Linked DNA regions of Homo sapiens: region 1 is linked to region 2. The links are chromatin loops, found by intact Hi-C in ENCODE. Cell type or tissue: HCT116. All regions are shown on one strand. Each heading gives the region's core, and the rest is flanking DNA. Links, peaks and the distances in the headings are about the cores only.

The links. A loop is a pair of places that touch in the nucleus more often than their neighbours do. Peaks named below come from ENCODE experiments on the same cell type or tissue, not always from the same donor. Only the 100,000 strongest peaks of a DNase experiment are listed, where the experiment ranks them.
Region 1: it touches region 2 in a loop (2.8-fold over the local background); 4 of 110 quality-filtered maps call a loop at or near these places.

The regions. Positions count from the first base shown.
Region 1 is chr3:28,089,080-28,105,174 of GRCh38, reverse strand. LOC105377008 (a long non-coding RNA gene) reads left to right here. Exons shown (of 3, transcript XR_940674.3): 3 at 13,813-15,958. Among named protein-coding and RNA genes, the nearest start is that of LINC01967, 69 kb to the right of the region's middle. In HCT116, for the core only: no CTCF peak of the experiment used is centred there; no DNase peak of the experiment used is centred there.
Region 2 is chr3:28,020,394-28,036,488 of GRCh38, reverse strand. LINC01967 (long intergenic non-protein coding RNA 1967) reads left to right here and starts at 7,885. Exons shown (of 3, transcript XR_001740553.2): 1 at 7,885-7,980. In HCT116, for the core only: no CTCF peak of the experiment used is centred there; no DNase peak of the experiment used is centred there.

The sequences.
Region 1 (16,095 bases), core at 3,997-11,996, 69 kb before region 2:
CTTGGAAAATGGAAATGTGTCCTGACAATGTTGTGCAGGGGCCAGATAAACAGGGTCGCTGCAGCACTTCTCTCACATGCAGGAAACAGGCAAGGGAACATCAGAACCAAGAGACCGGCTTGTACATCAAGGGTTCTAATGTATGAATTTCAGGTGCCATCAACATTTTTGAGACCTTGTTCAGTCCTGGCACCAAATACTCTCTACAATGGCTGGCTGTGACCATTCTGTTCTCCTCTTGGCACTTTGGTCTCTAAATCGACACACAAATCTGGGTTAAATATGAATCAAATTTCAGACAGGAAAAAGGGAGCCAAGGCTTACTGTATTATTCAATTGTAGATCTTCACTTTTTTCACTGCGTATATGTTTTGGGGACAGGGGATTTTAAATATCAGAGATAAGCTTTTCTTTCAAGGAAACACTTCCTTTGGGATATGATTCCTTGACTCCTTTACAAATAGTGCCAAGGAACTATAACTGAATGACTTCTTCCAAAAAGATTACTGCATTACTTGAATTGGAAGAATATGAGGAAATAATTTTGCAAATATGTTTTGTCATGATAGGTTCAGAAAATACATTTTGTTTACTAGGCTTCCTTATGCAATATAAATAATTATTTATATTTTTACTTATAATTTTTAATTATTTATATTGCATAAAGAGGTCTAATAAAAATGTATTTTCTAAATAATTACATTGCATAAGGAGGTCTAGTAAATAAAATGCATTTTTAATAATAGAAATAATCATTTTAAAACTTCTGTTTATCCTGAAGGTATTATCTTTTTTAAATTCCTGCTTTTAAAAAATTGTCAGGTTGATGTTAAATAATGCTCAAAATGAAAGACTGAAATGTGGTCCCGTGTGGAAGAAGTATTTTATTAATGCCAGTGGGATGAACACCTCTATTCCATGCTGAAATGCCCTTTATTCTTTCTCAATGTAGCTAATTTTTCAGGGCACAACTCTCAGGAGAACACCTAGTGACGTCAATTCTTCAGAGGAGAATTTCCTCCACCAGGTTTGTGGGATGCTGAGGCTGCTTTGCTGACAGATGGGGCCGGTACAGGTGGGCCCAGAGCCATGTGAACAGAAGGGGCCCCTGGACCCTGACAGAGAGGATAGACAGAACGGTGGGGGAGAGTTTAGGGCAGTGGACAGGGAGGGGAGAGAGGAGGCATAGAGGATTTCTACACTGAATCCAGCAGAGAGGAAGAAAAGCAAAAACAAGCAGATGGGTGGACAGGGAGAGGTGATTTGAATTGTATAACTTGCTTAAGAGACTAATAAAAAAAAAATCTCTGGGGATAGGAGTTCACCGCAGGCAATTTTGGAAAATTGGAAACTTAATCTAAGATTGCCAAAGTAAAGAAGAGTACAATAAAAATAAATATGAAATAAAAGTATGAAAATGAATTGCATATGAACTTGCAGGATGAATCCTCTGCAGGTTTCTGTACATATCCAGGTAGAAAAGAATCATTCTCTGGCTTTTTCTGGTGTTAAACAGCCATTATTATTGCTCTCATCTCAACTGCTTACTCTATTAAAAGACAAAATAGGATTTTGATTGCCACTTCGGCAAATGACATAACTGATCAAAATGAACTTAGAGAACAACTCAATGCATTTATGCAGATCCTATGATGGCAATTTAAAAAAAGAAAGAAAGAAAATTACCAGAGTAGGATCTGAATAAGTTAAAGCAGAGTATCCAAAAGTACCTTGCCTAGAATATTACTTTTTCAGTATACTTATATGTGTGTTTTGGGAAAATGGTTCTGTGGTGAAATAAATGTTTTGAGACCTGGGTTATAAGTCAAACCTTTTTTAAAATTTAATTTTACCGTAGCACTTTTCAGGGCTTTCATGTGTTCTCTTACATATATAGATTTTTTTTTTCTCTAATTTTGATCATGGAATGCTTTGAAAAGCATTTCTTGAGGATAGTTTACAAAGTATATACCCTAGGAAACACTTTCTCGAACCAGGTAAAAGAGGTTATCTGATTGGGTACATTTACAATGGACGTGAGTCCCCATTTGCATTGCATTTGTTCAGGAATAGGCTGACATTGACCATTCAGGAGAAGTCATCTTACACCTAATACTGTAAATCAAAATGTTTGAAACATTCTATTTACAAGTGGCCAGATCAGTGGTGCCATTTTTATCTATTTTGCAGTAGACATTTTGAATTAAAGAGTTAATATTTGGTTAGAAGTGATAATAAAAATATGTCCTAAGCCTTGTTGCCTAAGCACTGGCTGAGATAGATTCTGGCCATATACACAGCTGTACTTGTGTGTTCTAGCTAAATGCCAAGTCTGCTTCTAAATTTTTCTTGGTTTTCGTTTACAATGAACAACAAACAGAACCTGAGCTCTATGAAAGCAGAGTCAGGTTTGGCTTTGCTCACTATTGTAACCCTAACACTTATCATGTAGTTCAAACTCAACAAATATTATTAGAACTAATGAATTATCCCTCTGGCTAATGTTGCATACTAGTTGTAACACATCAGAAAACATAAGAGCTAGCATCAAACAATACTGGAGATAACTTTACTAAACACCAGCAGCTAAAATGGTCTTTTCTTTTGTAAGTTTATTAAAAGTAATATTGAGCACGAGTTACATGCAAATCACTCTGCTATGAACCCTGGAAGATGAAGAGATGAATGCAAGAAGAGAGTGACTCTTTGGGGAGCATATAATTTGGTGGGGTGTGACTTTAATATGGGAGAATGAAACCAAATTATTGGTGGGGATAGAGGGGATGGAAATTGGACAGTATGGAGTGGGTACAGAATTAGCCATGTTCAGGCTCAAGCTTCCAAGTGGAGAAAAGCTACCACATTTAGATTCATTTCATCCACATGATCAATGTTGGATTTACATTGAATGAGGACTATAGAGCTGGTTAGAGAAAGAAGGGCAGGCATGTTTGATGTGGTAACTTCGTTACTTTATGTGAGCACACAGAGTACAGTTCTTCAGAGATGGCCTCATTGGTTTAAAAGGAACTCAGCATTTCTCCTCCTGGATTGTAACAATAACCTCCAATAAGGGCAGGCATGTTTGATGTGGTAACTTGGTTACTTTATATGAGCACACAGAGTTCAGGTCTTCAGAGATGGCCTCATTGGCTTAAAAGGAACTCAGCATTTCTCCTGTTGGATTATAACAATAACCTCCACATTTGCAGAACACATTTTCACATGCCTTTTAAATCCATTATTGCACTTAATCTTTACAACAGCTCTGGGTGATCATATGTTTACTCTAACTTTACAGACAAGGAAATGGAAGCTCAGAGTAGATAAAGTCTTCATAGTTCTAAAACTCGTTGTTGAGCAACTGGTCTGGCTCTGAGTTCTCTGTCCTGAGTCCTTTTCATCAGTATAATCACCTTGAAGACAGGTGGTTTTATCTTCCCCAGAGTTCCCATTGTAGTGCTGAACAAGTAAAGGTACACAATTAATGCAAATCTAGATGACTCTTGTTTCCTTTGTGCCCAGAGGTCAAGTTTGATCATACTTCATATGGCATAAGCACCTTACATTTTATTCCTCAAGCACCTTTCTACACTTAGAAAGTAGTAATTATATTTGTTTCCATTATTGAACATATCATTTTGTGCCAGGGGCACTGCTATGTAGTTTTGATGTTATTTGCCTATCTCCCACATGAATTCAAAATTTCCTGGAGGTAGATGATAGTATATGTTATTCATCTTTGAATTTTAGGCAATTTGAGACTTCAACTGAAGTAAAAGTTTGGCTCTACCTTCCAAATGCTATAGGCCATTTCCCATATATCTTATAAACCCTGTTCAGGACTATAAAGATATCATTACAAAAACATTAATTTGATCTCAATTCTTGAGAAAAATTTTAGTTTCATAAGCAGTTAAATTTTGTGCTTCTGAAATACCTTGATGCTTGGACTCTGCTGGATTATAAGTTTCATGAGGATAGAGCAATATTTGCCTTTTCTATTCCCTTATCTCTAGCATCTTTTTTTCCCTCAAACATACCAGATACTTAATAATTGTTCAGTGAATGACTAGCATTACTATTTTTCCTCTAAAGGAGAAATCTGATTCTGCTGATGCTTTAGGGAAGAACATATCAATAATTACTAACAGTAAAGATTTTTTTTTCAGATGAATCTGACTGTTAACCTGCTATATGCAAATGTTGAACAAAATACATCCTGGAACTTCCCTGATACCCAATGAATATAGAGTAGAAATGAGAAGCTTAATTCTAGTTGATATTTGCTATCAGCCAATAAAGCAGATAGCCAAACCAGATTTGGGAAGAAAATCATTATTTCTGTAATACTTGTGGTTTAGAATTTTGAAGTCTTGTTATTATGCACTCATCAACTTTATATGTACTGAGGAAGTCTGGATAACAGGGACTAAGCATTAACTACGTGCATTGGGCCAAGGATCCTATGGTGATGATTTTATTTCCATGATTTAATTTAACTGGCATAATATATTAGAATGTGTATTATTAGTCATTTGACTAATATCACTCTGAAAGTAAGGCTTAGAGAGGCAACTAACTGGCCTAAGTTCAATTCACTAAATGGTAGAATCTGCCTGGCTATACCCTTACTGACAAAACAGCTGGGTGTAATACCAAAGGCAGACAACTTAACAGAAAGATCATAAAAGAAACACTCAAAGAGAGTGCTACCAAAATCAGTCATCCCAGGTTGTCTGTGCAGATACTCAAGACTACACCCTTGAGAAATTAGAACAGAGGCTACATTTCAGAGGAAAGAGATCTCACTAAAATAGGTTAGTGAAGTCACAAAAAACAAACTAACAAACAAACAAAAAACAACCAAACTGCAACAAAAACAAACTCTGGTGAGGACAGAAGTGAATTAGTATCCAGAGCTGCTTTAACAAATTTCCAGTTTTCAACAACAATTAACGAAATCACAAGACATGCAAAGAAACGGAAAATTGTGACCCATACATAGGAAAAAAGAGGGCAACAAAAACTAACTGTAAAAGGGCCCAAATGTCAGATTTAACAAAGACTTTAAAAGAGCCATTTTAAATATATTCAAAGAACTAAAAGAAAATATGTCTAAAGAGGTGAAAGAAGATGTGACAACATCTCATTAAATAGAGAACAACAAAAAAAGAGATAAGAAAATTATAAAAAAGAACCAAGTGGTAATTCTGGAGTTGAAAAGCATAATAACCAAAATAAAAAATTCACTAGAGGGTTTCAGCAGCAGGTTTGAACTGACAGACAAAAGGAATCTATTTACTTGAAGATACATTGATAGAGATTATAAAATCTGAAGAATAGAAAGAAAAAAAGAAGAAAAATGAATAAAGCCTCACAGAAATATGTAATACCATTAAGAGCATCAACATATGATAATAGGAGTACCAGAAGAAGAAGAGATAATTTTAAAAAAAAAATTGAAGAAATAATGACTGGAATCTTCCAAATTGGCTGAAAATATTAATCTGCACATCCAAGAAGCTCCATAAACTCCAAGTAAGACAAACACAAATAAATTTACATTAGTATACATCATAGAAAAATGCTGAAAGACAAAGTTCTGAAAGTATCAAAGAGAAAAATGACAACACATATGACAGAATTCCAATAATATAAACAGCTGACTGCTCATAAAAAACAATGAGAGTCAGAAGGCAGTGGGACAATATACAGTTGACCCTTGAACAACACGCAAGTTAGGGGCACCAATCTCCTGTTAAGAGAAAAATCCTCATATAACTTTTGACTTTCCTAAAACTTAACTACTAATAGCCTACTCTTGACCAAAAGCCATACTATTAAAATAAAGTCGGTTAACACATATTTTGTATGTTATATGTATTTTATACTCTCTTTCCACAATAAAGTAAGGTAGAGAAAACATGTTATTAAGAAAATCATAACAAAGAGCTAGGTGTGGTGCCTCACGCCTGTATTCCCAGCACTTTGGGAGACCAAGGTGGGCAGATCATTTGAGGTCAGGAGTTTGAGACCAGCCTGGCCAACATAGTGAAATGCTGTCTGTACTACAAATATAAAAATTAGCCATGCCTAGTGGTGAACGCCTGTAATCCCAGCTACTCAGGAGGCTGAGGCAGGAGAATCACTTGAACCCAGAAGGCAGAGGTTGCAGTGAGCCAAGATTACACCACTGCACTCCAGCCTGGGCAACAGAGCGAGACTCTGTCTTAAAGAAACAAACAAAAAAAGAAAATCATAAGAAAAAGAAAATATATTTACTATTCATTAAGTGGAATTAGGTCATCATAAAAGTCTTCATTCTTATTGTCATCACATTACATAGGCTAGGGGGAAGTAGGAAGAGGTCTTGCTATCTCAGGGTTGGTAGAGGTAGAAGAAAATCCATGTGTAAGTGGACAAATACAGTCAAGCATGTGTTGTTCAGAGGTCAATTGTATCAAAAGTGCTGGAAGGAAAAAAAAAATCTCAACAGTGTGTCAACCAAGAGACTTACATTCAGTAAAACTATCCTTCAAAACCAAAAGTGAAATAAAAACATTATCAGATAGGCAAAAACTGATAGAATTTATTGGTAGCTGATATACTTTACAGAAAATACTATAAGAAGTTTTCAGGCTGAAAGCTATAATTCCAGATGGTCATTTGAATCCATTTTTAAAAAGTACCAATAAAGGCACTATTAAAAGACAGTATAAATGTATATTTTCTTTCTTTCAATGTCTTCAGTGATTTAAAAAGTAGTTTAATAAAACTATATAATTAAACTGTTGAGCCTAAAACATAAAGATATAATATACTTGACAATTAACATTACAAAGTAGGCGAATGATAGTAAAGGTGTATGGAAGTAAGAAAATGACACCAGATGGTAACTTGAATCCACAGGAACAAATTAAAATAACAAGAAACATTTCAAAAGAAGGTTAGTATAACAAACTGTAAACATATATTTGTTCTCCTTTCTTTCCTCAGCTTCTTTAATAGACATAAAGTTATATAAAGTAATAATTATAATAATGTATTGTTTGGTTTGTAATATATATGGATGTAATATATATGTAACAATAGCACAAAAAAAGGGGAAAGGGAATGGAGCTCTATGGGAGTAACATTTCTTTATCTCTCTGGAATCGAGACAATATATATCTTAAGTAGGTTATGGTAAGATGTATATGTTAAGCTCAAGAACAACCCCTAAGAAAATAAGTTAAAAGCTGTAGTTGGAACACCTGGACACAGGAAGGGGAACATCACACACCAGGGCCTGTCATGGGGTTGGGGGAGGGGGGAGGGAAAACATTAGATCTACCTAATATAAATGACGAGTTAATGGGTGCAGCACACCAACATGGCACATGTGTACGTATGTAACAAATCTGCACGTTGTGCACATGTACCCTAGAACTTAAAGTATAATAAAAATAAAATAAATAAATAAATTACAACTCCAAAAAAATTATAGGAATTAAAATGTTACAGTAGAAAATATGCATTCAGTGCAAAACACAATAGTAAAAGAGGAAAGGAGGAAAAAGCCAGAAGACATATAGAAACCAAAAAGCAAAATGGCTGGCATAAATCTAACTATATCAACAAAAACATTAAATGTGAATAGATTAAACAACCCAATCAAAAGGCAGAAATAGACTGGGTATAAAAACATGATCCAATTATAATGTCATCAATAGGAGACAAAATTTAGATACAAAGACACAAATAGTTGAAAGTAAAAGGGTGGAAAAAGATTGATCATGTACACAGCAGCCACATGAAAGCTTGTGTAGTTATAATAATATTTTTAAAAGAGGTTTAAAATGCTACTACAGATAGAGAAGAACATGAGATAATAATTAAAGAGTTAATCCATCAGGAAGATATAATAATAATAATAATAAACATTCATAGACCTAACAGCAAAACCTCAAAATAAACAAAGCAATCTCTGACAGAATTTAAAGTAGAAATGCACAATTCAACAATAATAGTCGAAGACTTCAACACTCCACTTTCAATAATGGATAAAACAACTAAGCAGAAGATCAATAAGGAAATAGAAGATCTGAAAAACACTACGAATAAACTACAATCTATGTCTATCGAACACTCTACTTAACAGGATTAGAACACACATTCTTCTCAAGTGCACATGGAAAATTCTCCAGGATAGACTCTATGCTAGGCCATAATGCAAATCTCAATACTTTTAAAAGAATTGGAATCATACAAAAGATGTTCTTCGATAACAGTGGCATGAAAGTAGATATTAATAATGGAAAGACAATAGGGAAAATCACAAATATGTGAAAATTAAGCAACACTCTCCTAAATAACCAATAGGTCTAAAAAGAAATCTTAAGAAGTTAGAAAATTCTTTGAGGTTTAGAAAATAAATACAAAACACATAAAACTTATGGGATGCAGCTAAAACAATGCCAAGAGAAAATTTTATAGCACTAAATGTTTAGATTAGGAAAGAAAAAAAGTCTCAAATCAATAACAAAGTTCCACCTCAAAAAGCTGAAAAAAAGAGAACAAATTAAATCCAAATCTAGCAGAAGAAAAGCAATAATAAAAATTAGAATGAAATTAATAAAATGGGAAATAGAAAAGCAACAGAGAAAAATCAGGAATAATAAAGATTAGAATAAAATTAATAAGATGGGAAATAAAAAAAGGAGAAAAATCAACAAAACCAAACTTGGTTATTTCAGGAGACCAATGAAATTGACAAACTATTGGCTAGACTGACAAAAGGGAAAAAATAGAATACTCAAGTTGCTAAAATCAGGAATAAAGAAGGGAATATTGCTATTAATTTTACAGAAATAAAAAAATGGATTAAAAAGAACAGTATGAGGAAATGTATACCAACAAATTAGATAATCTAGATGAAATGAATAAGTTCCTAGAAAGACAAACTACATAAACTTTTTCAAGAATAAACAGAAGATCTGAGTATATTTATAAAAAAATAGAGATATGATTAGTCAACAAAACACTTTCTGCAAAGAAAAGCCATGGCTCATATCAGTTTACTAGTGAATTCTACCAAATGTTTACAGAAAAATTAATAATAATCTTTCAAAAAATAGAAAAGAAATCAGGCATGGTAGCTCATGCCTGTAATCCCAGCACTTTGCAAAGCTGAGGTGAGTGAACCACTTGAGCCTAGGAGTTCAAGACCAGCTTGGGCAACATGGTGAAACTCCATCTCTACAAAAAATACAAAAAATTAGCTGGGCATGGTGGCATGTGCCTTTAGTTCCAGCTACTTGGGAGGCTGAAGTGGGAGAATCACCTGAGCCCAGGAGGTTGAGGCTGTAGTGAGCCATAATGGTGCTACTGCTCTTCAGCCTGGGTGACAGAGTGAGACCCTGTCTCAAAAAAAAAAAAAAAAGAAGAAGAAAAAAGAAAAGAAAATAAAGTATACTTCACAATCCATTCTGTGAGGTTAATATTACTCTGATTTAAAACAAAACAAAACAGGTTAAGAAAATGTGGCACATATACACCATGGAATACTATGCAGCCATAAAAAAGGATGAGTTCATGTCCTTTGTAGTGACATGGATGAAACTGGAAACCATCATTCTGAGCAAACTATTGCAAGGACAGAAAACCAAACACCACATGTTCTCACTCATAGGTGGGAATTGAACAATGAGAACACTTGGACACAGGGCAGGGAACTTCACACACCAGGGCCTGTCATGGGGTGAGGGGGGTGGGGGAAGGATAGCATTAGGAGAAATACCTAATGTAAATGATGAGTTAATGGGTGCAGCAAACCAACATGGCACATGTATACGTGTGTAACAAACCTGCACATTGTGCACATGTACCCCAGAACTTAAAGTATTAAAAAAAAAACAACATGTTAAGACATCACAAGAAAATAAAATTACAGACCAACATCTCTTATAAACATACATGGCAAAAATCCTCAACACAATACTAGCAAACCTAATCCTGCAACATATAAAAACATTACATACCATGACTAAGTGAGATTTATCCCAACAATGTAAGTTTGAATTAGCATCTGATAATCAATAATGTAATAAACATATTAATACAATAAAGTACTAAAACCACATAATCATCAGATTACAGCAAAAGTATTTGACAAAACTTGTACCACTTCATGATAAAAATACAACAAACTAAGAGTAGAAAGAAACTTTCTGAATCTAATAATTTAGATCTACAAAAATTCACAATAATATCATACTTGACAGCAAGAAACTGAATGGCTTTCTGCTAAAATCAGGAGCAAGACAACAGTATGTGCTGTCATCCCTTCTATTAAAATTTTACTGGAGTTTCTGAAACCACCTTTGCAAAATTTGTAATAGTGAGAAAATTATGTCATGAAAGAGATCTGATCTAACCAAGTCTCCGGCCTTTAACCTCCAAACTGTTTTCAGGCTTTTCTGGGCTTGGGCCAAGCTAACTTTGGGAGAAATTTAGTTTATAGTTTAAATAATAATGGCCCTTCCCCCAAACTAAACCACCTTTGTAAAGCTAATAAAAGACCATCAGGTTAGAAGTATGACAGTAGCCGGAATTCTGCTAAGGTGTAGATATAAAAAATTAGCAGCCTTTATTCCAGAGGTCACAAGATTTGCAACTTCCCCAATTATCCCTGCAGATAACATCGCTATTGCAGAACCTAAGATTAGCCTTTTGAGATGTCATTTCCAGTTTTTGCATTTATGACCACCAGTAGCTCCACTTGAGCCAGCCCTGTGGTCCCACCCAGAAGTGGACTCAGCACATGAGAACTATTTTCCATATCCTTATGATTGCACCCCCAGCCAATCAGCAGCACCTATTCACTTGCCCACCAAACTAGCCATTTCAGAAAGGTTGATTTTCAATTTTCAGAAAGGTTGATCTGAATAATAATAAAACTCTAGTCTCCTGTTCAGCCAGCACTGTTTGAATTAAACTCTTTCTCTATTGCAATTCCCCTGCCTTGGTAAGTAGGCTCCATCTGGGCAGTAGGCAAAAATGAACTCATTGTGTTATTGGAAAGGGGACCAGATCCAGACCCCAAGAGAGGGTTCTTGGATCTCGCACAAGAAAGAATTCAGGTTGAGTTTGTAAAGTGAAAGCAAGTTTATTAAGAAAATAAAGGAATAAAAGAATGTCTACTCCATAGACAGAGCAGCACCAAGGGTTGCTGGTGGCCCATTTTTATGGTTATTTCTTGATTATGTGCTTTAAAGGGGGTGGATTATTCATGTCTTTCCTTTTTAGACCATATAGGGTAACTTCCTGACATTGCCATGGCATTTGTAAACTGTCATGGTGCTGGTGGGAGTGTAGCAGTGAGGATGACCAGAGGTCACTCTCATCACCATCTTGGTTTTGATGGGTCTTAGCTGGCTTCTTTACTGCAACCTGTTTTATCAGCAAGGTCTTTATGACCCATATCTTGTGCCAACCTCCTATCTCATCCTGTGACTTAGAATGCCTGTCTAGGGATTCAGCCCAGTAGATCTCAGCCTCATTTCACTCAGACCATATTCAAGATGGAGTTGCTCTGGTTCAAACGCCTCTGACCATTGGGCAGTTACATTTCTAGTCAGGGAAATTAGGAAGGAAAATGAAATAAAAGGCATCTAGAAAGAAATTAGTGAAACTATAATTGCAGATGACATAATCTTGAATATGAAAAATCCTAAGGATTTCACTAAAACTATTATAATGAATAAAGTTCAGCAAAATTGAAAGACACAAGATCAACATACAAAATTAATTGTACTTCTATATACGTGGCATGAACAATCAGAAAATAAAATTAAGAAAACATTTTGAAAGAAACTTAAGAAGGCCTAAATAAATGGAAAGACATCTTGTGTTCAAGGATTGAAAGACTTAATATTATTACTATTGCAATACTCCCCAAAGTGACCTACAGATTCAACACCATTTCCATAAAAATCCTAACTAATTTTGCCAAAATTGACGAGGTGACCCCAAAATTCACATAAAAATGTAAATCATCCAGAATACTCCTCCTCCTCTCAAAAAAAAATATTTAAAAAGGTAAAACAAAGTTTTTGTCACAAATGGTGCTGGGGCAACTGTATATCCATGGGAAAAGAATGAAATTGAGTCCCTACCTCACACCACATACAAAAGTTAACTCAAAGTGGATCAAAGACTTTACCTCTGTGATCTTTCTCCCAAAAATTCATATCCCAGTCTAATCATGAGAAAATACCAAATTCTAATATAGAGGCATTCCTACAATGTACCTGACCAGTGCTCTTCAACACTGTCAGGTCATCAAAAACAGGGAAAGCCTGAGGAACTGTCATAGCTAAGAGGAGCCTAAGGTGCATGACAACTAAATGTCATCTGGTATCCTGGATGGGAACTTGGGACAGAAAAAGGACATTAGGTAAAAACTAAGAAAATCTGAGCAAGCTATGACATTTAATTAATTGTAATTTATCAATACTTGTGGACTGTGGACTTGTGGCTTCTCCATGCAATGTAGTTGGATTTCTTATGTGGCGATTGAGAATTTCAATAGTCAAAGGCAGAAGATTCCAGTCCTCTTAATGGCTAGGTCTGAATTAGGTACAGTGACACTTTGGTTGTAATCCATTTGTCAAAGCAGTCAGTGATTCAAGGAGAGAGGAATGGACCTTCTTCTCTACCTAGCTATTTTTAACCTGCTGTAGCTCTCATCTCCTGCTGGACATAATATCACAGACTCTTACAATTACAGCCCATCAACCATCCTCCTATGAAGTTCTCTTTCTATTAAAGATAAAAATTAATCTCGATTATTTTCCTCCCACACTTGACATTATCTATTATCTGACTTCTATCTGTGCAATACACATGGGCTTTGTAACATAACTTTTCACAATCTAGCACCACTTTGTATTCTAAACCTCACTTCCAGTACTCCTCTGTAAGAAGCTATACCAGTCTCAGAACATACCTTATCATTTCAGGACTCCAGGCCATGCACATGTTTTTTCCTCTGCTAGAAACAATACATTCTCTTTGCCCAACCCCCACCCCACCTCCCCTTTCTCTCTCTCTCTTTCTTTCTGTGCCTTCTTGACTTCCCTAGGCAGAGGTGGTCTGTCTTAGTGTGGGCTGCAATAATAAATTACCATAGACTGGATGGCTTAAATGACAAACATTTATTTCTCACAGTTTTGGAGGTGAGAAAGTCCCAAGATAAAAGTTCCGGCAGATTTGGTGTCTGATGAGGACCCACTTCCTGGTTTGTAGATGGCCACCTTCTTGTTGTAGCCTCACATGGCACAGAGCAGAAAGAAAGAGCTCATGTCTCTTATTTTCGTAAGGGCACTAATCCCATTCATGAGGGTTCCACTCTCATGACCTAATTACTTCCCAAAGGCCCCACCTTCAAGTATCATCAAATTGGGGATAAGTTTCAACATATGAATTTTGGAGTAGACACATTCAGTCCACAGCAGAGTCTCTTTAGCAATCTGAGTGTCCACAGAATTCTGCTCATTTCTTATAGCTTTTGTCATATTGTGTGGTGTTTTATCTGTTCTCTCTCTCTCTCTTTCTCCTCCTCTCTCTCTGGACTATACAACCTTCAAGGGCTGAGAAAAATTCTAATTCATTTTTCTATTCCTAGTGTTTTAGCACAGTAACTAGCATATAGATCATAATTACATCTATTAAATGAACAAATTACAGGAAAAAAAACCCGGATGGAATATGGTAGCAAAAAAGCTGGGTACTCCCAATAACTTGACATTTTTTATTCTTTTCCTGCAGGTATCAATGGTGAGCAGAAGAGGAGCAGGGAATGATGAAAGACCACACATTCTCCAAAAGTCACTAAGCACTGTCTGCAGATGGAACATTCATATTTTCACATAGTATAAGTCATATGATCTTTGATCCTCCATGTATTGCTATCCAGCCATTTACTTTAGAATGTCAGCCTTTATACTGATATCACACACATGTTGTAAAATGTAGTGAAGATAAACGGGTGAAGTTAAACTTACAATGCTTTTGCTGTTATCCATAAAAATGCAATAGGTATTGCATAGAATTAGTTACAAGCACAAAACTGTGATACCCTATATGCCCCTGTTACAAGAAAGTTGTCATTTTACATTATGGGTATTTATTCGATATTTTCATAGTTTAATTACTAACAAAGCATTAATAATGCCAGATTGTGCTGACAAACATTGCAGTCTCTGAATAGGAGAAAGAATATATTCTTTGCACCATTATACAATGATTTAGAACTTTAATAGTGTGCTGGGGAAAAAACATGTATCTGTAACCTGAAATAGTTGTTTTACCTCCCTGAGTACAAAATATGTCACACATTCTCTCCTAAATGTATTCTCTATTTTTACCAGTCATTTTGTTGCTAAAATGTAAGATATGGGGATGGGATGTGGGTGATTGTCTCCGTCCTTTTGGGCTTCTATAACTAAAATACCTTAGACTGGGTAATTTATAAACAACAGGAATTTATTTCTCACAGTTCTGGGGGCTGGAAAGTCCAAGATCAAGGCTGTGGTGGGGTTTGGCTGGCGAGGGCTCCATCCTTCTTGCTATATCTTCACATGGTGGAAGGAGCAAACAAACTCCCCCAGCCCTCTTTTACAAGGGCACTAATATTATTTGTGAGGGCTCCACTCTCATGACTTAATCACCTCCCCAAAGACCCTACTTCTTAATACTAACACATTGGGGATTAATCTTCAACATATGAATTTTGGAGGAACACAAACATTCAGACCATAGCAATGTTTATTGGGGTGAATGCTCATTTAACTTTTCCCAGAACAATCCCTGTTAAGTCTGCTAACCTCCTGTAGTTAATGATAAAATTTCCTTCATTTTCCGAAGTGTTCTTGTTTGGATTATAAATTATGTAATTACCCTAATGACAATTAACTAGACATTTTTTTTCTTACTGTATAGCACCAGTATGGGCAATTGCAGTGGCTTTCAAACTTGACTACAACTCAGGGAGAAATACATTTTTCATCATAACGTAGTACACACACACACACACACACACACACACACACACGCACACACACACACACATACACTAGATAAAGCAAAAGCTTTAGGAAATGGTACTTGGATATTTTCAAATATATTTTAGTCTGTTTTTTAATTAAAAATCTCTAGTCATGATACATTAAATTGACTTATTGACCCACAGCTTGAAAAAACACCAATATTTTGGATGTGTTTTAAGGTCATAGAACACGCCTTCTGATTTTTTTCCTTCCCTAGGTAATCCTATGCAAGTTGCCAATCTTCTCTAAACAACACTCTTCTTCATCTATAAAGTAAATATTAATACCTACCTGAAGGTGGCAGAGAGAGTTAACTGAGATAATTTGGTTAATGAGCCTGAAATCTAGTCAACACTTACTAAAGGTAATTTCTTCTCCTCTCTTCCGCTTCTAAACCAACAGGACACAGCTGAAGTTCACAGGTTTGTAAAAGTGAAAAAATATTTTTCTTAACCCCCTGACCTCTAAAGTTTGGTCAGAGTGTTTAGCCACTGATAAAACATCTTTAAGCACTGTTACTTCTATGTTCAACTAAAAGAGTCACTTTTCAGTAATTTCCGGTCAAGCCCATCACAATAGCACTTGCAGCTTCTCAAAAGAAAAGAAAGAAAGAGAGAGAAAGAAAGGAAGAAAGAGAATTGAAGGAGGAAAGAAGGAAAAAAATCATGATGAAGATTTTAAAACATGTCTTATTGAGGGATGGGATGGTGAGGAAGTTGATTATAGTGATGGATGTGACAGACAGGGCCCGTACTTCTGTTTCTGTTCTCAAACTAACAGTTTTCACACATAACCGTTTTCACACATAACACATTAGTAGAATTTCTTTTGAATATTTGCCTTGGAAATAAAACAATAATAATATAGCATTTATTATATTTATTATATATAGAGTGTGTGTGTGTGTGTGTCTGTGTGTGTGTGTATCCCACATGTCCACATGAGAAATAATGAAAGAAGATGGAGCCCAAGTAAGAGAGTCCTGATGCCCCATAATGCAGAG
Region 2 (16,095 bases), core at 4,097-12,096:
CCCGTTTGTCTTGTATGGTTTTGGGAATAACAGGAACAAAAATATTTTTCCTCTCTTTCCATTTAATGTAATAAATGGTTCAAGATAACATGCATATAACTTACCACACAAACTTCCTGTATGCAAACATACAGGCTCTTAAAATGAACAAATTTTATAACAAAGAAAAAAATCCAGAAAACCAGAAAAATCCACCACCACACATACTACACAAAGCTTTGTGTAAATGCCAAAGAAGCTACCAAAAACTAGTAGTTGGAAGCTATAGTGAATTTAACAAAACTTTCTGTACTATTTTACGTTCCAACCTTTCATTAATAGAAGATCTTTTTCATTTTTATGAGGTCTGATGCCTGAAGTGGAGAAAGGAGACAGAGATGTCAGTGAACTCCCTATGATAATGCTTGGTGAAGTGATTGCATGGAAATGTGTGGATTTTTTTTTTTTTGCTTATATTTTGAGCTTCTACCAGCCAGCATTCATTCATTCATTTATTTACTTACTCATTCACTCACTCATGCATTCAGACTTCTGGTTCATAGTGTCAGCTAAAAGTTAAAGTCACAGCCATTGGCCAGAAAAAAAGAGAGCTGTGATACTGGCTAAGAGATCAACTGTGACTCCCAATGAGAGAAATTCCTCTAGAGATCTCTAAACACTGTCCTCTGGGAAACATAGGATGTAGAGAATAGCTGTGCACTCAGGGACATCAATTTATAGGCAGGAAGCTTTGCTTATGAGACTTAGAAGTTTCTGCAAGTTATAGATTGATGGTCAGGACTTTGGCTGCTGCTGGGAGAGGAGAAAGGCAATGAGATTCCAGAAGCTGACTGGGAAATCAACTGTTTATGCCTTTTAAATCTACTGGAAAATCCAAATGTCCCTTTCAAGGGACTTACTTCAAGACATCCCTTACAAGGCACCTTCTCCCATAGCCCTGCATTATGAAAGTATGTAAGTCCCATTTGCAGGAAATCTTACACCCAGAAACACACTCTCATTGATCTCTATCTTTGAAATATAGGTTCACACACAACATGTGCCTCAAAGACATAAAAGACCTGGCAACCCCCATGGCCAAGGTTAAGGTCACTATCTTCTAAAAGAAGTTAGTTTAGAGATTAGTCACACATCATGCAGGATAACCTTTGCCATTCCCTGCCCACCTTCTTTATGGTTAATTTCACAACAATCCCTTTCCTTTTCAAAAGTTTTGAGAAAAAAAAATCCTCTGCCTAATTTACATGTATGATTATATTAGCCTTTGCAAGAGTTCTAAAATGTGTCTGAAGCTTATAGCTGGACATTTGCTTTATTAAATGATCAGCTGGAATACCTAAGATCCTTGCTTACTCCTGATTACATTTCTAAATGCAAGGACAGGAATATGGGACCTTCAACTTTTAAGTGGTCCATATTACCTTTTAGGTTCCGGAAATGAGATGGCCCTGGATCTGCATATCTCCTCTAAGGGTGTTAACAATTGAACTGGAGAATTATAAGCCTTAAAGTGTTGACCTTTTTTTTCTAAAATGTGTGAACAAATTTCATGGAGTTGAACTGGATAACAAATGGCAAATATTGGACTATATGTTGAGTCATGCACACATGAGAACTGACAATTGTTAGCCATGTCTGTGGGGTATCATCATTGCAATTTGGAAATCACTTATTCAATGTGAGGGCAAAAAATAAAATAATTAAAAACTAATTTGTCAATGCATGTCTTTTAAAATACTCATTTCTATCTTTTATAAAACTATATTATTAAGCTATTCATAATCACTATATAATTTTATAACACTATATTATGAAGCAATTTATAATCACTATGTAATTCAGATTGGCCAGAAATATAAAATGAAGAAAATGCAGGTTTCTCACCTTCTTAGTATCTTCCCTTTCTTTCTTAGTATCCCTTTGGGTACTTTTACTCTTTTTAAACAGAAAACTCCATTTGGACTGGTGTTTTTCTAAATTAGTCAACAAACAAGAAATAATAAATGTTCACCAGAAACCATATGTACTAATCAGCTCTAACATTGCTGTAAAGAAATACCTGAGACCAGGTAATTTATAAAGAAAAGAGGTTTAATTTGCTCATGGTTGTGCAGGCTGTATAGGAAGCATGATGCTGGCCATCTGCTTAGCTTCTAGGGAGGCCTCAGGAAACTTACAATCATGGCGGAAGGCAAAGGAGAAGCAGGCTCATCTCACATGGCCAGAGCAGGATAAAGGGCCAGGGGAAGTGCTACACACTTTTATACAATCAGATCTCGTGAGAACTTTGTCATGAGAATGGTACCAAGGGGGTGGTGCTAAATCATTCATGAAGGATCTACCCCCGTTATCGAATCACTTCCCACCGAACCCCACCTCCAACGCTGGAGATTACAATTTGACATGAGATTTGGGAGGGGACAAAGATACAAGCCGTATCATTCTGTTTCTGGCCTCTTCAAATCTCATGTCCTTCTCACATTGCAAAATACAATCACCCCTTCTCAATAGTATTCCAAAGTTTTAACTCATTCCAGCATTAACTCAAAAGTCCAAAGACTCATCTGAGACAAGGCAAGTATCTTCCTCCTATGGACCTGTAAAATCAAAAACAACAGTAACATTACTCTCAAGATACAATGCAGATGCAGGCGTTGGGTAAACGTTGCCATTCCAAAAGGGAGAAATTGGCCAGAAGAAAGGGACTAAAGGCCCCAGGCAAGTCTGAAACATAGCAGGGCAGTTGTTAAATCTTAAAGCTCCAAAATAATCTCCTTTGACTCCATGTCTCACATCCAGGCCACACTGACCCAAGGAGTGGGCTCCCAAAGCCTTGGTTAGCTCTGCTCCTATGGCTTACCAGGGCCCGGCCCTCACAGCTGCTCTCACAGTTGTGTGCTGCTCTCAGTGTTGAGTGCCTGCAGCTTTTCAGGTGCAGGATGCAAGCTGTCAGTGGATCTACCATTCTGGGGTCTGGAGGATGGTGGCACTCTTCCATAGCTCCACTAGGCAGTGCCTCAGTGGGGACTCTGTGTGGGGGCTCCAACTCCACACTTCCCTTCTGCACTGTCCCAGTAGATGTTCTCTGTGAGGGTCCTACTCCTGCAACAGGCCTCTGCTTGGACATCTAGGCTTTTCTATACATCCTCTGAAATCTAGGCAGAAGCTGCCAAACCTCAACACTTGCATTCTGTGCACCTGCAGGCTTAATGCCACATGGAAACCACCAAGGCTTACAGTTTGCACACTTGAGCTGTACTTGGGCCCCTCTGAGCCACAGCTGGAGCTGAAGCAGCTGGGATGCAGACAGCAGTGTCCTGAGACTGCGTAGGGCAGCAGGAGATGGGAGGCCTTGGCCATGACCCAGGAAATCATTCTGTCTTCCTAGGCCTTTGGGCCTGTGATGGGCCGGGCTGCCACAAAGTTCTTTGAAATGCCTTCAAGGCCTTTTCCCCATTGTCTTGGCTATCAGCTCTTGCCTTCCTTTCAGTTATGCAAATTTCTGCAGGTGGCTTGAATTGCTCCCCTGAAAATGGACTTTTCTTTGCTGCCACATGGCCAGGCTGCAATTTTTTCAAACTTTTATGCTCCTTCCCTTTTAAATATAAGTTCCAGTTTTACCTCATTTCTTTGCTCATGCATATGAGCTCTTAGAAGCAGCCAGGTTAAATCTTGAACACTTTGCTGCTTAGAAATTTCTTCCCCCAGATACCCTAAATCATCACTCTAAATTTCAAAGTTCCACAGATCCTTAGGGCAGGAGCACAATGCCATCCTGTTCTTTGCTAACACATAACAAAAGTAACCTTTGCTCCAGTTCCCAATAAATTCCTCAACTCTGTCTGAGACCTCATCAGCCTCGTCATCTCTGTCCATATCACTATCAGCATTTAGGTCACAACAATTTAACAAGTCTCTAGGAAATTCCAAGCATTCCCTCATCTTCCTTTCTTTTCCTGAGTCCTCCACACTCTTCCAACTTCTGCCCATTATTCAATTCCAAAATTCCTTCCACATTTTCAGATATCTTTATGGCAATGTCCCACTCCTTTTACCAATTTTTTGTATTATTCAGTTTTCACATTGCTATAAAGAAATACCTGAGACTGGGTAATTTATAAAGAAAAAAGGTTTAATTGGCTCACGGTTCTACAGGCTATATAAGAAGCATGATGCTGGCATCCACTCAGCTTCTGGGGAGGCCTCAGGAAACTTACAATCATGACAGAAGACAAAGGGGAAACAGGCTTGTCTTCCATGGCCAAAGCAGGAGGAAGTTGTGGGGAGGTGCCACACACTTTTAAACAACCAGATCTCATGAGAACTCTATCATGAGAACCACACCAAAGGGATGGTGCTAAACCATTCATGAAGGATCCATCCCTGTGATCCAATTACCTCTCACCAGGCCCTACCTGCAACATTGGAGATTATGATTTGACATGAGATTTGGGTGGGGACACAGATGCAAACCATATCACCATATAGACACGAAGCATACCACATCCTTCTAAACCTATGATTAGATCTTCCTACCCTGCCAGATGGGATGTGCCCTACACTGTGAAAGTATCTAAGTCCCATTTGATGGCAATTTTACTTTCTCTGTGTTCCCTAGCACTTAGTACATATCTTAGAACATTGATTTATACTAGATTGTATTTATACATAATTTTCTGATACATACCATTATATCTCAATTTTCACATTGTCTTCTCTCACATCCTGGTTCCCCATTTGGTGCATGTGTGTTTCCATTGGCTTGTGTATTTCAAACTTCATCAAAGAATACTACCATCTCAATTCCAAATTTTTAAAAATTAGGTTTTCATTGATATTATTGTCCAGTTAATTTATTTACTAAGGTTGCCATAACAAAATACCACAGAATGGATGGCTTAAACAGAAATGTATTTTCTGACAGTTCTGGAGGCTAGAAGTCCAAGATCAAGGTGTCAGCAGGGTTGGTTTCTCCAGAGGCCTCTGGAGAGGCTTGCAAATGGCTGCCTTCTTGCTCTCTCCACATGGCCTTTCCTCTGAGAGTTTGCACTCCTGGTGTCTCTCTCTTCTTAAAAGGACACCAATCCTATTGGATTTGGACTCTGCCCTTATGATCTTATTTAACCCTAAGTTCCTCCTTAAAAGCCCTATCTCCAATTACAATCACATTAGGGTTTAGAGCTTTCATATATGAATTTGGGGCATAATTTATTCCACAATACCTGGTGTGGCAGGCAGCATATTTAAATGTCCCCTAAATTTCCTTCCCCCTGATGAACATGCTTCCTCACTTTAAAGATGATGGATTTTTTTTTTTTTTTGACAGAGTCTCCCTCTGTCGCCCAGGCTGGAGTGCAGTGGTGCGATCACAGCTCACTGCAAGCTCTGCCTCCTGGGTTCACGCCATTCTCCTGCCTCAGTCTCCCGTGTACTGGGACTACAGGTGCCCACCACCATGCCTGGCTAATTTTTTTGTATTTTTGGTAGAGACAGGGTTTCACCATGTTACCCAGGATGGTCCCAATCTCCTGACCTTTTGATCCACCCACCTCGGCCTCCCAGAATGTTGGGATTACAGGCGTGAGCCACTGTGCCTGGGCTAAAGGTGATGGATTTTATACTCCTGTGACTCAGTTACACTATATGACAGACTATACCTCCAGATAGTGAGATTATCCAGGTGGGCCAAGCCTAACTCTCAAACTCTTTAAAAGCAGAGAGTTTTCTCTGGCCAGTAGCAGAAGGAAAAATCAAAGAGACTTTATTTGATAGAAATATGATGTAAAGGAGGTTCTCTGTTGCTGAAAAGAGGGGTGCCACAAGTGCTAGAGTGGCCTGTAAGAGCTGACACCTACCCCTGCAGAGCTGTCAAGACAATATCTACCTCAGTCCTACAGTTGCAAAGAAATAAATTCTACCTACAACCTGAATGAATCTGGAAGTGGATTCTTCCCCAGAGACTCTAGAAGAGAACTCAGTCCAGTTGACACCTTGATTTCAGCTTTGTGATGCCTTGAGCAGAGAATCCAATCATGTCATGCAGGACTTTTGATCAACAGAACGGTGAAATAATAAGTGGATGTTATTTTAAACTGCTAACCACATGGAAATCTGTTACATAGAAATAGAATACTGATACACCTAGGTATTAACAGGTTGTCTGGGCCAACCATAGAGCCATGGAAACAAGTCATTGGAGCTAACTCTTCCTCTTCTAGTAATATAAAACAAAAGAAAATCCACATATCCTCTCCTTGCTCCATTAGGGAGAAAATAAAATTTTATTCTCCTCTCAGACTTCAAAGACTTGTTTCAGAGGGATCCCTGACTGAAATTTTGATCCACAGTATGTTTAAGAAAATACTGTAATTTATAAGTTTCTGTGAGTTTTGTGTGTGTGTGTGTAATACTGAAGTTGGAGGCTTTTGGATTTAGCAAACGCCATTCTGAGGTTTTTCAAATGCAGAAATAGATCAAAAGCTGTTTGGGTGGGGACTATGCAGACAGAGATCAAAGCATAATAAAGGAGGAAGATTTGGGAATGCAAGGGTTGGGAAGATCAGGACTGACAGCTGCAGATTGAGGGCAAGGAGAGGTAAGTTACATGGCAGGTTCTCAGGAGAAAAGACAGACCATGTGAAAGTCCTAGCAGGGAAATGTCTTTGGAGAAAAATTAAATTAAAGGACAATTGAATGAATATATATTAATTTGTTCTCTTGACTGAACTCTGCAGTTCTCTCCCTCTTTGACCCCAAAACTTCAGTCAAAGGCTATGAGACCTTTATGTGAGAGGGGAATGAAGGGCAAGTCTAATAAAGAGGACTGTAATGTTTCCTAACTCAACACTCTACTGATATCAACATAGTGGCAGCAGCATCTCACAGAGACAGGACAAAATCTCAGAGCTGCAGTCAGTGAAACTAGCAGAGGCTCAGGTCCAAGCCAAGGCCTGCAGACAGAACCTCATGATAAGAGAGAAGCAGCCTGCAATGGCTGTGATGGAGATTGCCTAAACAGAAATACAAATCCCTAGGACAAGGTTTCTGAGCCTTGGCACTATTAACATCTGGGGCCCAATAATTCTTGGTTGTGAGGTGCCATCCTGAACATCATAGGATGTTTAGCAGCAACCCAGGTCTCTACCTCTAGCACCACTCTTCTCCCCAGTTGTAACAATCAAACAGGTTTTACACTTTTACAAATATCCTCTATGGGCAAAATCACCTGGGTTAAGAACCACTGTCCTGAACCAGTCCTTTCAGAGATACTGGGAGAAGCTCTGGACATCTGCAAAACATGGAATGTTGACTTAAAGCCATAGGACTGAAGAACTCCAGGGTGAAGACAACTGAGTTACAGTAATATAAGCAGAAATGTAGCGTCAGAAAGAATTGGGGAGCTAGGGGTGGTTGTGCCTTTATGTTTAGGTGTTTATGTTTAAAGGGAGCACTCACTGGTCTCTAAAACACTTTTTTTCCTCCAGGAAATAAAGTTCTGAGGTTCTGTCACCATTAGCAGGATATGCCGTTTGCCCAATTCCAATATACTTTTCCTTTTAAAAAAAACCCTGAGTATTTAATTGAAATAACCAAAATGAAGACCCAAAATGAGTTTCTTCAATTTTGGTTTCCAACAGAGAAAGACTGTGATTTGGTTCAAGCCACTTGTGAGCTGTCCGCCTGCCACGGGTGCTGCATTTATAGCACCCTTGATTAGATGTGACATTTTCTCACTCTGAGTATTTTGCCCGTATTTGAAGAGATCCACACAGGGGACCTTATTAAAATCTGCAGAAGCCTGTGAATACGTGAGGATGCACTTATGTGAGGGGGAGGGAGAGAATGGATTTTTATCTTCTGGGAATCTGGTGGTTTTATTTTATAGGAGCTTACAAAGGAATGAGCAAGAGGAAAGAAGATTCTGGTCTCACTTAAAATGGACTGCGGTACCTCCTCTGCTTGAAATTCAAAGAAGCCAAGGTAAGCAGAGTTGAAATTGTTTTCATGGCTCACTAAAGTGAGATCTGCTTCTGTTAAACTCTAGATTCTTCTGCTAATTACAGTGAAGAGATGTGGATGGCACAGAGCAACAGATCACAATGACACCATGTTTGCTAGGATGCACACATTCAAATCTGTTCCTGCTCACAAAAGATGTGACTTCCACTCCTCCCAGTCCTATTTGTTCCTGATTTGGTTTTCCATTAAGCAAGTTGGGCCCCAGGAAGATAGAATGGAGATAAGGTTCCAATACAAAGCTATTAAAGAATTTGAAGTAGGGCTAGGCGCAGTGGCTCACGCCTGTAATCCCAGCACTTTGGTAGGCTGAGGTGGGCGGATCACCTGATGCCAAGTGTTTCAGACCAGCCTGGCCAACATGGTGAAACCCCGTCTCTACTAAAAATACAAAAAAATAGCCAGGCACAAAGGTGCTTGCCTGTAGTCTCAGCTACTTGGGAGGCTGAGATGGGAGAATCACTTGAAATCCAGAGGTGGAGGTTTCAGTGAGCCAAGACCATGCCATTGCACTCTAGCCTGGGTGACAAGGGTGAAACAAGAAGGAAGGAAGGAAGGAAGGAAGGAAGGAAAGAAAGAAAGAAAGGAGAAGAGAAGAGAAGAGAAAAGAAGAGGAAAAAAGAAAAGAAAAAAGAGAAAAGAAAAGAAAAAGAAAGAATGTGCAGTAGGAAAATTTGTCTTCAATCTCACTTTTGTGTCCCCTTTTCTATCTTGGGCTGGTCCTCTCCTCCCATGCTTGTTCTAGGCCTTCTATATCTAATGTTATAGATTTATCATTTTAAGTGAAGCAGCTCATTCACAGCACTTTTGAAAACCACGTGACTCTTCTTCTACCCTGACTCAAACACACACAAACCTCATATGATTGGATCAGGTGCAGGAACATGAATGAAGACAGCAGTTATGACAGGAGAGAAAAGATGAGCCGGATTCATCAGAAATACCTCAGGAACTTACTTATAATAAATGGTAAAGTATTTTGTTCCTTTTTTAGCCATTATAAATAGGATTGCTTTCCTGGCTTCCTTTTTAAGTAGTAGATGTATAGACATAAAGACAGAATAGAGAGCCCCAAAATAAATCTACATACCCCACGTTGAACTGATCTTCAACAAGCATGCCAAGAACACAAAATGAGGAAAGGGTAGCAGTTTTGATTAATGGTATTGGGAAAACTGAATGTCCACAACAGAAAAATGAAAATGGACCCTTATCTCACACCACATATAGAAATCAACTCAAAATGGATTAAAGACTTAAATGTAAGACCTGAAACTGTAAAACTCTAGAAAAATAGGGGAAAAGCTTCTTGGCATTGGATATCACACCAAAAGCACAGGCAACAAAAGCAAAAAAGACAAGAGGGCTTATATCTGACTAAAAGGTTTCTGAACAGCAAAGGAAACAATCAACAGGGTAAAAAGACAACCTACAGAATGGAGAATATATTTTTCAAACCATGTATCTGATTAGAAATTAATATCCAAAATATAAGAAATGTAGCTCAATAGAAAGCAGTAGAAATAGCTCAATAGAAAAACAAACAAAAACCAAAATCCCAAATAACTCAATTTAAAAATGGGTAAAGGACCTGAATAAACATTTCTCAAAAGAAGACACCTACTGGTCAGTAGATGTACAAAAAGAGACTTCAATAATCATTAGAGAAATGCAAACTACACAATGAGATATCACTTCACCTGTTAGAATGGCCATTATCAGATGGACGAAAGATAATAAGTTTTGGGGAGGATGTGAAGAACAGAGAACCCTAGTATGCTATTGGTGGGAATGTAAATTACTATAGTCATTATGGAAAACAGTATATAAGTTCCACAAAAAAAAAAAAAAAAAAAAAATAGAACTGCCTTATAATCTAGCAATCCCACTTGTGGGTATATATGCAAAGGAAATCAAATCAATATTCCAAAGAAATATGTGCATTCCCATGTTCATTTCAGCATTACTCACAATAGACAAGCTATGGAATCAACCTAAGTGTTCATAACAGATATATATAGAGATATATATTCATATATAGATAGATATACACACACGCATACACACATATATTTACAGAAATACATATATAACATATATATATATATAATGGACTATATATATTTACATAATGGACTATGTGTGTGTGTGTGTGAATGTGTGTGTGTAATGGAATATTATCCAGCCTTAAAAAAAAGAAATCCTGCCATTTAGGACAACATGGTGAATGTGGAGAACAGTATGCTAAGTGAAATAAACCAGTCACAGAAAGTCAAATACTGCATGATCATACTTACATAATCTAAAAATCTCAAACTCAGTGGTGTTTACCAGGGGCAGAGAGGAAGGGACATGGGAAGATGATGGTTGTATTAGCCCATTTTCACACTGCTAATAAAGACATACCCGAGACTGGGAAGAAAAACAGATTTAATTAGACTTACAGTTCCACGTGGCTGAGGAGGCCTCTGAATCAAGGCAGGAGGTGAAAGGCACTTCTAACATGGCAGTGGCAAGAGAAAAATGCGAAGGATGCAAAAATGAACACCCTTGATAAAACCATCAGATCTCTTGAGACTTATTCACTACCACAAGAACAGTATAGGGGAAACCGCCTCCATGATTCAAATTATCTCCCACCAGGTCCCTCCCACAACACATGAAAATTATGGAAGTAAAATTCAAGATGAGATTTGGGTGGGGACACAAAGCTGAACCACATTATTCTGCCCCAACCCCTCCAAGTCTCATGACCTCATATTTCAAAGCCAATCATGCCTTTTCAACAGTCCCCCAAAGTTTTAACTCATTTCAGCATTAACCCAAATGTCCACAATCCAAAGTCTCATCTGAGATAAGGCAAGTCCCTTCCACCTATGAGCCTGAAAAATCAAAAGCAAGCTAGTTACTTCCTAGATACAATGGGGGTATAGGTATTGGGTAAATACAGCCATTCCAAAGGGGAGAAATTGGCAAAAACAAAGAGGCTACAGGATGCATGCAAGTCCAAAACCCAGTGAGGCAGTCAAATTTTAAAGCTCCAAAATAGGCTGGGCATGGTGGTTCATGCCTGTAATCCCAGCACTTTGGAAGTCTGAGGCAGGCAGATCACAAGGTCAGGAGTTCGACACCAGCCTGGCCAACATGGTGAAACCCCATCTCTACTAAAGATACAAAAAAATAGCTGGGCATGGTGGTGTACTTCTGTAATCCTGGCTACTCAGGATGCTGAGGCAGGAGAATTGCTTGAGGTGGAGGTTGTAGTGAGCTGAGATTGCATCATTGCACTCCAGACTGGGTGACAGGGTGAGACTCTGTCTCAAAAACAAAGCTCCAAAATGATCTCCTTTGACTCCAGGTCTCACATCCGGGTCACGCCGATGCAAGAAGTGGGTTTCCATGGTCTTGGGCAGCTCTGCCTCTGTGGCTTTTTCGAGTATAGCCTCCCTCCTGGCTGCTTTCACAGGTTGGTGTTGAGTGTCTCTGGCTTTTCCAGGCTCAAGGTGCAAGCTGTTGGTGGATCTATCATACTGGGGTCTGGAGGACAGTGACTCTCTTTTCACGGTACCATTAGGCAGTGCCCCAGTAGCAGTACTGTGTGGGGGCTTCAACCCCACGTTTCCTTTCTGCACTGCCCTAGCAGAGGTTCTCCATGAGGGCCCCACCCCTGCAGCAAACTTTTGCCTGGACATCCAGGCATTTCCATACATTTTCAGAAATCTAGGCAGAGGTTCTCAAACCTCAATTCTTGACTTCTGTGCACCTGCAGGCTCAACACTACGTGGAAGCTGCCAAGGCTTGGGGCTTGAAGCACCCTTTGAAGCAACAGCCTGAGCTGTACCTTGGCCCCTTTTAGTCACAGCTAGGATGCAGGGCATCAAGTCCCTAGACTGCACACAGCATGAGGACCCTGGGCTCAGCCCACAAAACCATTTTCTCCTAGGCTTCCAGGCCTTTGATGGGAGGGGTGCCATGAAGACCTCTGACATGCCCTGGATACACTTTCCCCATTGTCTTGGGGTTAACATTCAGCTCCTCATTACTTATGTAAATTTCTGCAGCTGTCTTGAATTTCTCCTCAGAAAATGTGGTTTTCTTTTTTATCACATTGTCAGGCTGCAAATTTTCTAAACTTTTATGCTCTGCTTCCCTTATAAAACTGAATGCCTTTAACAGCATCCAAGTCACCTCTTGAATGTGTTGCTGTTTAGAAATTTTTTCTGCCAGATACCCTAAATCATCTCTCTCAAGTTCAAAGTTCCACAAATCTCTAGGGCAGGGGCAAAATGCCACCAGTCACTCTGGTAAAACATAACAAGAGTCATCTTTGCTCCAGTCCCCAACAAGTTTCTCATCTCCATCTGAGACCACCTCAGCCTGTACCTTATTGTCCATATCACTATCAGTATTTTGGGCAAAGCCATTCAATAAGTCTCTAGAAAGTTCCAAACTTTCCCATATTTTCCTGGCTTCTTCTGAGCCTTCCAAACTGTTCCAACCTCTGTTTGTTACCCAGTTCAAAAGTTGCTTCCACATTTTGGGTTATCTTTTCAGTACTCTACTGGTACCAATTTATTGTATTAGTCTGTTTTCATGGTGCTGATAAAGACATACCCAAGACTGGGAAGAAAAAGAGGTTTAATTGGACTTACAGTTCCACATAGCTAGGGAGGCCTCAGAATCATGGCAGGAGGTGAAAGGCACTTCTTACATGGCAGCAGCAAGAGAAAATGAGAAAGATGCAAAAGTGGAAACCCCTGATAAACCCATCAGATCTCGAGACTTATTCACTACCATGAGAACAGTAAAGGGGGAAACCACCCCCATGATTCAAATTATCTCCCACCGGGTCCCTCCCACAACATGTGGGAATTATGGAAATATAATTCAAGATGAGATTTGGGTGGGGACACAGAGCCAAACCGTTATCAGTGGTCAAGAGGTACAAAGTTTCAGTTATGCAAGATAATAAAGCTCTGGAGATTCTGGAGATGTGATGTACAACAACGTGACACTATAGTTAACAATATTGTACTGTATATTTGAAATTTGCTAAGAAGGTAGATATTAAGTGGTCTCAACACACACACACACCAATATAACTATGTGAGGTGATGGATATGTTAATTAGCTTGATTGTGGTGAATATTTCACAATGTATACACATACCAATTCATCCAGTTGTATAATTTAAATATATACAATTTTTAACTGGCAGTTATACATCAGTGAAGTTGAAAAAAAGTGGTGAAGCAACAGGTATAAACAATGGCAGCTGAAGCCAAGACTATGCGTCTGAGTTGGTCTGAAGAAGAGGAAGTGGAGGCAATGCCATGAGTCATAAGAAGCAGGTCATTGATTTCCTTAGCAAATATTTATTGAGCACTTGCTAAGGTGCCACACACAGCTTCAGGTCTGGAGAAAAGACAGTAAAAAAAGTAGGCAGAGTCCCATCTCACGGAGCTGACATTCCTGGAGAGTGATTAAGGCAATGAAGAGGTAAACAAATACAGAAAATAATATTAGATTAATGACGAGGGCTATAAAGAAAACAAAGCAGGGAAAAATGATAGTGTGACCTCCAGGGGTGGGGCAGTGGTAGAGGGGCACTATGGATTGGTGTGGTCAGGGAAGGACTCTCTGAAGAGAGGAGATTTCAGCTGAGTCCTGAGTGACACAAAGAAATAAGCACAGGGAGGCTCAGTAGAAAGAACATTCCACACAGAAGGCCCAGCAAACACAAAGGCCCTGAAGAGGGGTGAGCATCGTGCACACTCAAAAGAAAGAAAGAGGGGCAGTGTGACTGGAACACAGAGAGCAAGAAGAGTGCTACAGAATGAAATAACAATGGTAGTAAGGGGAAAATCACCCAGGCTTCGTAGGTCAAAGCGAAGAAAACTCAGGGTCTTATCCTGAGTGAAATGGGAAGCTGTTGTAAGCAGGAAAGTGACATGAGGGGACTTATGTTTGAAGTAGATCATTTGATGAAGAACAGAGTGTAAGGAAGGCAAGAATGGAAGCAGGAGAACAGGGAGGCCACTGACACTTTAATGTCCAGGTGAGTGAGGAAGAGGTTGCACAAGGGCAGGGTAGTGGGGATAGAGAGAAGCAGAGGTTGGTGTATAGGGGGCACCTTTTAGCAGTTTGCTATGGGCAGGGCTCTCTAAGGAGGAAAGGGCTTTAGCAAATATTCAAATACCTGTTGCTTTTCACATTTTTTCCCCAAAGTTATTGAGGTATAGTTGACAGTTAAAAATTGTACATATTTAAGTTATACAACTGATGAATTGATATGTGTATCTGTTGTGAAATCTTCACCACAATCAAGCTAATTAACACATCTCCCACTTCACATAGTTACCTTTTGTGTATGTGTGTTGAGAATACTTAAGATCTACCTTCTTAGCAAACTTCAAGTATATAGTACAATATTGTTAACTACTGTCACATTGTTGTGTATTAGGTCTCCAGAACTTCATTATCTTGCACAACTGAATAGACCACAGGGAAAAAAATAAATAAATAAACCAATAAAAAGACTCAATTTCAATTTCTGTTGAGAAAGCAGTAGAGAAATGCTCACTCTCATGCATTACACAATGGTACAAACCCTGCAGAGGATAGGGCTTCCTGATGGATTAGATGTAGGAAGAGGATAGATACAAAAATAAAAAATGATGTCTAAACTTTTAGCTTGAGCAACTGGATGGTTTATGATGTTATTGACTGAGATGGAGAAGACCACACAAAGAACAGGTAAGAGAATAAATGGGTAAACAGGGGATCAATTCCAATCCAGTTAGTTTAAGTTCGATTTTAGATGTGTTATATTTGAGATCCCTATTACACAGTCAAGTGACCATACCAACAGGAAATTGTATATGCAGGTTTAGAGCACAAGGCTAGAGAAGTATATTTTGAACTCAGCAGATTAGCTACGGTATCAAAATCATGGCCTAAATGTCCTTCTACATGCTTGCTACCTCCAAAACCCTCTACAGTGTACCTGAGATAGACCATAGTGGTTCTCAAACTGTGAGGCTCATAAGAATCACTGGGAGAGACTTAAAAAAATCTATATTCTTAGGTCTTAGCACCAGAGATTCTGATTATGCATGCAAGCATTGAGGTGGACCCAAGTATTGATCTGAGATACATATTAAAAATGAAGATTTTCTGGGGTATTTTTAAAAATGAAGATTCATTCTGATGCCAGTAGTCCGAAGGCTACACTATGTGAAAAAGCCATAGAATTCTTCAGAGACCAATTAAATAACCTGGGGATATGTTTTCAATTTCTATAAATGATCAGCACTTAGATGGACCTGGAACATTGGCTAAGTATTTTATGTTCACGAACTCACTTAATTCTTTCTTTTCCTAAATTTTTATTTTTTAAAAGGTAATAAATTCACATGGTTAAAAGTCAAAATAATATAAAAAGAGAGATATTAAACAGTATTGTTCCCACTATTCTCATCCATTTTATTTCCAGCTCTGTGTCCTGTAAGGAATACTATTTCTATTATCTTCTTTTGGATATTAAAAATATTTCTTTCTGAAAATATAGCAAATACAAATATATTCTCTCCCACCAACTTCTCATCTTTCTTACTTAAAAGGAAGCCCATTATGTATAGTGTCTGCTCCTGTTTTCAGCATAAATGCCAGAGATCTTTCCACGTCAGCATACAGAAAGCACCATCATTCTTTGCATTATAGCAGCATAATATTTTGTGGTGTGCATACATCATGGCTTATTTCATTAGTACCCTGTTAATGAGCAGTTGAATTGTCTATCTTTTGCTATTAATGAAGGCTCATATTAATATGCATTCATTATTTCATGTATATACGTGTAATCTGTAGGATAAATTCCCAGAAGTGGAATTGCTGGGTCAAAGGGTAAATGCATTTGTAATTTCGAAAAAGATTGCCAAATTGCCCTCTGCAGGGGTTGTACCATTTTGCACTCCTACCAGCAATGTATCAGAGTGCCCATTTCTCTGCAACCTTGCCAACAGAGTGTGTTAAACTTTTGGGTTTTTGCCAATCTGATAGGTGAGAAATGTTATTTCA